Linked DNA regions of Homo sapiens: region 1 is linked to region 2. A link is an interaction called in ENCODE POLR2A ChIA-PET data of the cell type or tissue named here. Cell type or tissue: MCF 10A. All regions are shown on one strand.

Region 1 (4,000 bases), 220 kb after region 2:
AGTTTGTAAATATCACAACAATGGCGACGACACATCTGATAGTGAACATTTAAAAGGTGCAGCTCTGCTTTTATGGCTCTCTGCATTATCTTCTGACAGCACATTGATGGCAAATCCTTCTCTGTATCTTTAAAAAGTTGAAATTCCCTTTAAAAATAAAAGATAGGATCAGGTAAGATTCCAAACATTTTTCTATAGTAATAACATGCCTCCAGAAACAGATTTTAAATTTTTTATATTTCCCTGTCAAGTTTAAATCAATTTATACTAAAGATGAAGAGGCTGTAGGAATATATAACAACTTCAGAAAACAAGAAGTTAAAGCTAAATATATTCATTCTAGAGGTCCAGGAAGTAAACAATTCTCAAATTCATACTTTCTTTTACCAAAAAAGGAAGTATGAATTTGAGAATTGTTTATTCTGGAGAATTGCTTATTCTCTATAAAGTCATTTTGGTAATGACCTTATTTATCCAGAATCAATGGATTTCTTTCAATCTAAATCAAACTTTGGCCAAGATTTTTAAAAGTTATAAGCATTTTGGATGAAAATTATTCTTAAAACATATTATCTTTTTAATAGAAAATAATTTACATATTTCTTAATAGTTAAGGATCATTAATATAAGCAAATATTTTGCTGTACTATTATATCAAAAAGCCCCAAATCACTATGTTTTTTTGAGTATTAGTAGTTTTTGGAGGTCTTCCCTTGTTACTAATTGCCACTTCTAGCTATTCTCAATGGTTCTGCTTCTAGAAACCAATAATTTAATTGTATAGAACTGAAACGCCAGATTAAACATATTAGAAGAATGAGTAATAAGTGAAGGAAAAAGTAAATGACCTCAGAGTATGATAACTAATTTCGCTTCTTAGACCTTCCCTGTTTCTCTCCCTCCCACTTCCTGGTTCTCCACTGTGTTCTGAATTACAAGAGTATCTGATAAATGCAAAGCAAATTATGCAATGAGTTAAAATCAAGATTAAAATGCTCCTGTGAAAGTAGCTATTTACTTCTCCAAATAAATGACATATTCCAAAGGTGCTAGTTTGTTCTGGCCTACAGGTGAATAAAGTGAAAGGAAATGGAAAATTAAATCAGTATGGATTTGGGTTGAACAAGTAAAGATTAGATGCCATGAGTTTCTGAAGAAATTGAGACTGAAATCTCAATAAGTGAAGAGCTTTAATATTCTATATTGTTTTAATATTTATTTGAATGCAAACGGTTGAAACAGATGATTTCTTAAAGTCCATTTTAGCTATTATTCTATATGGGTAAGTATGCTATACAGAAAGCAAATACTATTTTGATTTTTTCTTCCAGATGTATCTGTAAGCATATATAAATGATGTACCTCTCAGGATGTTTCTTTAGGTCTGTGATACCACATGCTTTTCTTAATTCCAGGAAATCCTGAAAATATGATTTAAAATTAAATTTAAAAAAGTTATATCTGAAATTCCAAACTAATAAAATGTACAATTCAATTTCTAATGGATTTTGTGGGAGGAGCTGCCAGGAGAGGAGGATAGAACTGGTGGTAATTTACACGTCTTTTTTTTTTAATTTACTTTTTAATTTACTCCCTTTTTAATTTACTCCCCTCATCTAGCATCTTCTCACAAAAGCCTTAATTCAACGAACCAAAAACACTTACATTAGCATACACTGTCTCTTTATAAAGTCCAAATTTTATTATTACTCATATTGATTTTACCTTATTTAGAAAATTTCCATTAGGTTTTAAACTGTCAACGGAGAGAGATTTTCCTGATCCTTTTGTTATAGCCATCTGTGTATCTATACAATCTTCACTGTATGACCAATCTGTACTACAAGCCACACTTTTTTGTTTCTCATTTTGCCATTCATCAGGTCGTTTTTTATTCATCATTGTTATCTCTGTGTTGCTTGATGTAGATACTACAGAAGGTCTTGCACTTGTTGCCCTGCTGGTTGTGAAACAAGCCCTAAAATCAGTGCTAACGTCCACTGTCTGATTAATTGTGACTGTACAACTTGCTGCATCTGTCAATGATTTAGTACACATTTCTCCTATATTGTGAAAGCATGTTTTCTTTGTGGTACTGCTATGAGCAACTTTTAGGGACGTATTATCTTCTATTGCCTGATTATCTCTGACTGCGATCTTTGGTAGCATAGCAGAAAAATCTAAGGCTGAGTCAGCAGTGTTTTGTAGGCTTTCATAATATCCACAGGCAGAAATTATCGAATCATCAAAAACAGAGGTCCAGGAAGTTTGACAATCTTTACAGGGTTGGAGTAATGTCTCTAAAGCTTTATCCTGTGGTAATGTGCTAGGATTTTCAAGGTGCAGTAATATTTTGTTCTCAACAATTTTATTTCCACAAAAATCTTTACCTTCATTTATTTGAGATTTCATGTTTTCAGTATAAATTTTCATTTTTAATACTTTTTGAGGGCTCAAGGAACCACTCTTAGATTGAGATTCCTGGTTTCCTGGAGAATTGCTTCTTAGTACACTGCCATCAAATACAGTGTGGTACATTGAATTAGTCTCTTGTTCCTTATACTTTTCATGCTTTAGGTCATGATATTCTCTTAACATAACAGAATTCTGAAATTTGGAGACATGAAGTGACTCTTCTTGTCCATAAACATCAAGTGAATCGAAAGAGATGATAGAACCACTTCCCGAGTTAACACGATTATCTTCTACATTGCTAGCACATTTAACTTCATAACCCGAATTTCCTAATTCAACAACTTCTGGATTAGATATATCTAATGCTTTTGTTTGGTCAAAAGATAAATGGTTACTTATGTATTCTTGTTCTTCTGCACTGTGATATTCCTGCTGTGAGTCTTCATCTGTATCATGCTTTTGTGTATCTTCAGCACTTTCTCTATAATTAGCATCTGAAATATTGTAGATTCTTTCCAAGCCAACAGTCTTATCTTGATGTTCCAAAATATTAAAAAAAACCTCCTCTTTTTTCTGCACTTCAGGATCTAATTCTGAACTTAAAGGAGTAAGACTTTCCTTCTTTAGTTTTGACTCTGAATAAGGTATAGAATATGTTTTATTCAAGAAAGCATAGTCAGTACTGTCTTCAAGTTCACTTGACTGAAACTGAGTACTCTCTGTGTTAGTATCTTGACTCACTGAAAAAAATGGCTCTAATAAATCCATTTTGTCAATATTGCTGATTTCTTTATTATTAGCTCTTTGCTCTAGTGTCGAAGAATTCCAGTCATCATCAGGAAAAGTCAATTTGACTTCATCACAACCATTGGAGGATAATAACAAATTTTCTTTCTTTGGATTTGAAGGTTTATCTGATTAAAAAAAGGATAAAAACATTAACAGCAACATTACAGAATCTAGACACTAGAAAAACCTTAGACATGATCTGGTTTAAGCTCTTCCCAATGCGGGATTACAATTTACATCATCCATGAAAAATATCCCTTTCAGTAGCAGCTAAAAACTGAACCATGTCCTCCCAAATGATGCCTTGAAGGCCAGACCCATATGTTGGAAATGGGGACTTGGAGAGGTAATTAGGTTTACATGAGGTCATGAGGGCAAGACCCTAATTATAGGATTAGTGTCCTTTCAAGAAAAGACCAAAAGAGCTTGCCTCCCCCTTCTCTCATGTGAGGACACAGCAAGAAGGCAGCCATCTACAAGCTAGGAAGAGACCCCTCACCAGAACCTGACCATGCTGGCACCTTGATCTCAGACTTCCAGCCTCCAAAACTATGAGAAAATAAGCACCTGTTGTTTAAGCCACTCACTATATGGTATTTTGTTATGGCAGCCTGACCTAAGACAACAGCTAAGATTTTCTTGAATTCTTTCGATGGGAAGAAATTTACTGTTTACAGGGCAGCCACTGTTTGTAAAATGGTCTAATAAGAAACTTTTTTCTTATAAATTTATTTAATAAATCTTTGGGCGCCTCCAGTGCTAGCTCTAGGCACTGTAAAAACAAAGAAAAAGAAGA
Region 2 (4,000 bases):
CCAAAGGCTGGGATTACAGGTGTAATCACAACGCCACCATGCTAGTGCTATACCTGTTTTAAATTACTCATACTAAATTCTACTAGGAAATCACATAAAAAAAAAATCACTTCTCGGCTGGGCGCCGTAGCTCATGCCTGTAATCCCAGCATTTTGGGAGGACAAGGCAGGAGGATTGCTTGAGGCCAACCGTTCAAGACCAGCCTGGGCAACAAAGCGAGACTCCATCTCTACAAAAAATAAAAGTAAAAAAATTAGCTGAATGTGGTGTCATGCACCTGTAGTCCTAGCTACTTCAGGAGGCTGAAGAGGGAGGATCACTTGAGCCCAGAAGGTGGAGGCTGCAGTGAGCCACTACTGCAACACTGCACTCCAGCCTGGGTGACAGAGTGAAATCTTGTCTCAAAAAACCAACAAAACAAAACAAAAAACAAAAAAACAAACACACACCAATTCTCTCCAACCTTGGGTAAAGCATTTTCCTGAGGTTACACACATTTACTATACCATATTGTTTACAAATTGCTTTGAATTCCAGCCTTGCATCCCACCACTCTCTTGGTGGATAAATTTCTCATTTATCCAATCAAGAGACAGTAGTAATCGTGTTCGTGACAAGTACATCAACCTAGAATAAGCCTGTTACTGGCTCACCTTGTCCCGCAAATGATGTTCTGCAGCTTCAATATTCAGTGGATCATCAAAATTCAAAAGATCCTTAAAAAGAGAGAAACTTAAAGTAAACATTGGGAGAACTGCTTTTCTGCTGTTAAAGTCTTCATTTTATGGCACAGTAAGAGAAGTCTAATTAGCAAATGGCAGACCAAACTGGAGAGCTGAGAATCCCACTAAGAACTCAAGTGCTTGTGATACCAAAATATCGAACATGTGGGTATTTTTTTCAAAATGGTGACTGACAACTGACTGAAAGAAGTCAGAGATATGTTGACATGTAGTTCTACAAAGTTTGGTGAAGATGGAGTAAATTGCAATCGCATTCATTTCTAATGCTATTTGTGATAACTGGAGAATGAAAACCACTATTATTAAGCATTTCCAAATAAAAATCCCCTTCTTTTCCATAAAAATTCACTTTTTCTTTTGTTTTGTGATTAACAGTTTTGACTTTTTGGGCCCCTTCCCTGGACTTTCCTTTCTCTGCTTCACCAAGCCTCCCATGCACAGCCAATAGGGACGATGTCTAGAACCCGAGCAAACTGCACAGCAGTGTCGCTAGGCTCATGTCCCCCGACTCAGGAGAGGGAGCCCAACCCATTCTCCCCTGGAAAAGCACTGCAATGGCTACGCCCCTCAGCCCCAAGAAGCACTCTGGACTTTGGACCAAAGCCGCATCTTATCTTCACACTGCTCAGCCCTCTTGTTGAGAATCAGGGGGCTTGCCTGGCTGGGCACGGTGGCTCACGCCTGTAATCCCAGCACTTTGAGAGGCTGAGATGGGAGGATCACCAGAGGTCACAAGTTCGAGACCAGCTTGGCCAACATGGTGAAACCCCGTCTCTACCAAAAATACGAAAATTAGCCAGGCATGGTGGCGCATGCCTATAATCCCAGCTACTCGGGAGGCTGAGGCAGGAGAATTGCTTGAACCCAGAGGCAGAGGTTGCAGTGAGCCAAGATGGCGCCACTGCACTCCAGCCTGGGTGACAGAGCAAGACTCGGTCTCAAAAACAAAAAAAAAAAGAAAAAATCAGGGGGCCTCAATTTGTCCTTATGATGAGTCATGGCTTTCCAACGCAGGCTGTAGGATGGATCATTGTCAAGACAACCATATTTCTCTTCAGGAATGATGTTAAATTTGGGGACTATGTTCCTGGAGATTAATATGGCTGTGACCATTAAAATGTTACAAAATAGCAAAGAAAAACTGTAAATCTCTATAGTCATTCACAGTTGGAAAATCAGATTCCAAGTCCTAGAAAAAGGCAAAAATATAAAGTACATATTAGATAAAGACTGTTATCAGACACACAGAATTTCTTATCTTCTTTACTATATGTTAGACCTAAGATAAATGAGTTGATCAGAATAACCATTACAGACTTAATTAGCAATTTTGATTGGCTCTTTTAGAATTTACTTAGAGCACTGAGAGATGGGGAGCTAGTGTGGCTGTAGCAGATTTCTTAAAAAAAAATTTTTTTTTTTGAGACGGATTTTCGCTCTTGTTGCCCAGCCTGGAATGCAATGGCGTGATCTCGGCTCACTGCAACCTCCACCTCTTGGATTCAAGCGATTCTCCTGCCTCAGCCTGCCAAGTAGCTGGGATTACAGGCGCCCGCCACCACGCCTGGCTAATTTTTTTTTTTTTTAGTAGAGGTGAGATTTCACCATATTGTCTAGGCTGGTCTCCAATTTCTGACCTCAGGTGATCTGCTGGCCTCAGCGCCTCCTAAAGTGCTGGGAGTACAGGCGTGAGTCACTGCGCCTAGCCAACAATTTTTTTTTTAAGTCCAAGGAGCCAGTGTTTCTTTCCTCCCATTAATTCCCCTGCAGCAAGTTGCCAGTTAAAACCTATTCAGAGCCAAGGAGCCTGGGACAGACATGGTGGGCTCCAGAAAAAAATTATGGTGGCTGATGACAATGACGGCATATGGGCCCCTAGAAGGGCCTGAGTTCACAGCTTTGGCTCTCTCAATCAAATCTGGAGATGCCAAGGCTCAATATTACAATGCAGCACAACTGCCAGACAGATTTCAAATTAGGCTCCAGAAATAAAACTTCATTCACTTCAATGAAAAAGCCAAAGACAGAAGCAGAACAAAGTGGCTAAGACCAGCAGAAACTGTCAAGTCCAGGTGTCCATCAGGTATGACCTCCCATGGAGATTCAGGGAGATCCTGAAATCACTGGAAGTGCTTGATTTCTCTGCTTGTGTGATAGACATTCACCAGCTAACATCTGACAGAAAGACAAAAGGTGGGCAGGGACTCAGTTTAGTTTGAGGCTCTGCTTTTGCTGAAGATAAGAACACTGTGCCCTCAGATGACAGGACAAGTAAGAGCAGACCCGCCCCTAGTTTAACTGAGTCCTGCAGGTGCCTCTGCTGTAGGCAACAGCTAGTGACCCACATGACACCTGGCCAGGAGGATGCTCATAAAACAGCCCACTGGCCTGGGTGGACCATCCAAGATCATAGAGGCACCTTAGGTTTTATCAAAAGTAGCAAAAACTATTTTTTCACAAACAGATCTCTGAAGCTTATTTCTTTAAAAGCGCCTTTATGAATCGAAAAGTAAAAATTCAAAGGAACGTATAATATCGTATAAAAAAAATCCAACCAACAGCTTTTGGCTGAGTCCATTTAGCCTCTTCCTGCCCTAGGGCCATTGTCTGAGAAATGCTATTTCCTGAGAACAGCAAACTTCAGCAGCTCATCACTGACAAAAAGACAACAACTCTGAGGTTCTGGACTCATGAAAAGCCCTCAAGGCTGGGTAACCACAAAATCATCCACCCCAACCAGAACACCTGGGAGGTGACAGGGCCACTCCCTGGGCTGGCTAGTGTAGCCACAGGCACAGAAGTGGACTGGGCCAAGTGACCCCAGAGTAACAGCCACCCTGCTGGAAGGGGCTAAGGGAAGTGGAACCAGCCTCATCCCCTAGAAACCGGGGTCAGCCACCTCAGCAGGGCAGAAGTGAGACTGCTGTGGCCCCTGCCCCAGACAACCTCCCCACATGTCACTCCAAAGTCCCCTCATTCCCCACCTCACTGTTCTACTTCTGACTCATAAAAGAGCAATAGAAAAAAGGGGTAACTATGTAACTGTTTGCACGGTGGGCTATTTTTTAATTTATTATTTTTTTTTAGAGACAGGTCTTGCTATGTTGCCCAGGCTGGTCTTGAATTCATGGGCTCAAGTGATCCACCTGCCTCAGTCTCCCAACGTGCTAGGATTACAGGTGTGAGCCACCATGCCCAGCCAGCATGTTTTTGGGGGGTTTTTGTGTGTATCTGTTTTTTGAGGCAGAGTCTCTGT

What was found. ChIA-PET counts read pairs that join two places held together with the same protein. Peaks named below come from ENCODE experiments on the same cell type or tissue, not always from the same donor. Only the 100,000 strongest peaks of a DNase experiment are listed, where the experiment ranks them.
Region 1: POLR2A ChIA-PET joins it to region 2 with 9 read pairs; 1 of 35 experiments calls an interaction of 5 or more read pairs at or near these places.

What each region holds. Positions count from the first base shown.
Region 1 is chr2:237,816,322-237,820,321 of GRCh38, reverse strand. It overlaps RBM44 (RNA binding motif protein 44), which reads right to left. Exons shown (of 16, transcript NM_001080504.3): 3 at 1,726-3,329; 4 at 1,363-1,421; 5 at 1-147. Among named protein-coding and RNA genes, the nearest start is that of RBM44, 20 kb to the right of the region's middle. In MCF 10A, no CTCF peak of the experiment used is centred here; a DNase peak (open chromatin) is centred at 2,081.
Region 2 is chr2:238,032,595-238,036,594 of GRCh38, reverse strand. UBE2F (ubiquitin conjugating enzyme E2 F (putative)) reads right to left here. Exons shown (of 10, transcript NM_080678.3): 9 at 655-717. It overlaps UBE2F-SCLY (UBE2F-SCLY readthrough (NMD candidate)), which reads right to left. Exons shown (of 19, transcript NR_037904.1): 7 at 655-717. Among named protein-coding and RNA genes, the nearest start is that of SCLY, 26 kb to the left of the region's middle. RefSeq lists a silencer at 3,651-3,846. In MCF 10A, no CTCF peak of the experiment used is centred here; a DNase peak (open chromatin) is centred at 2,414.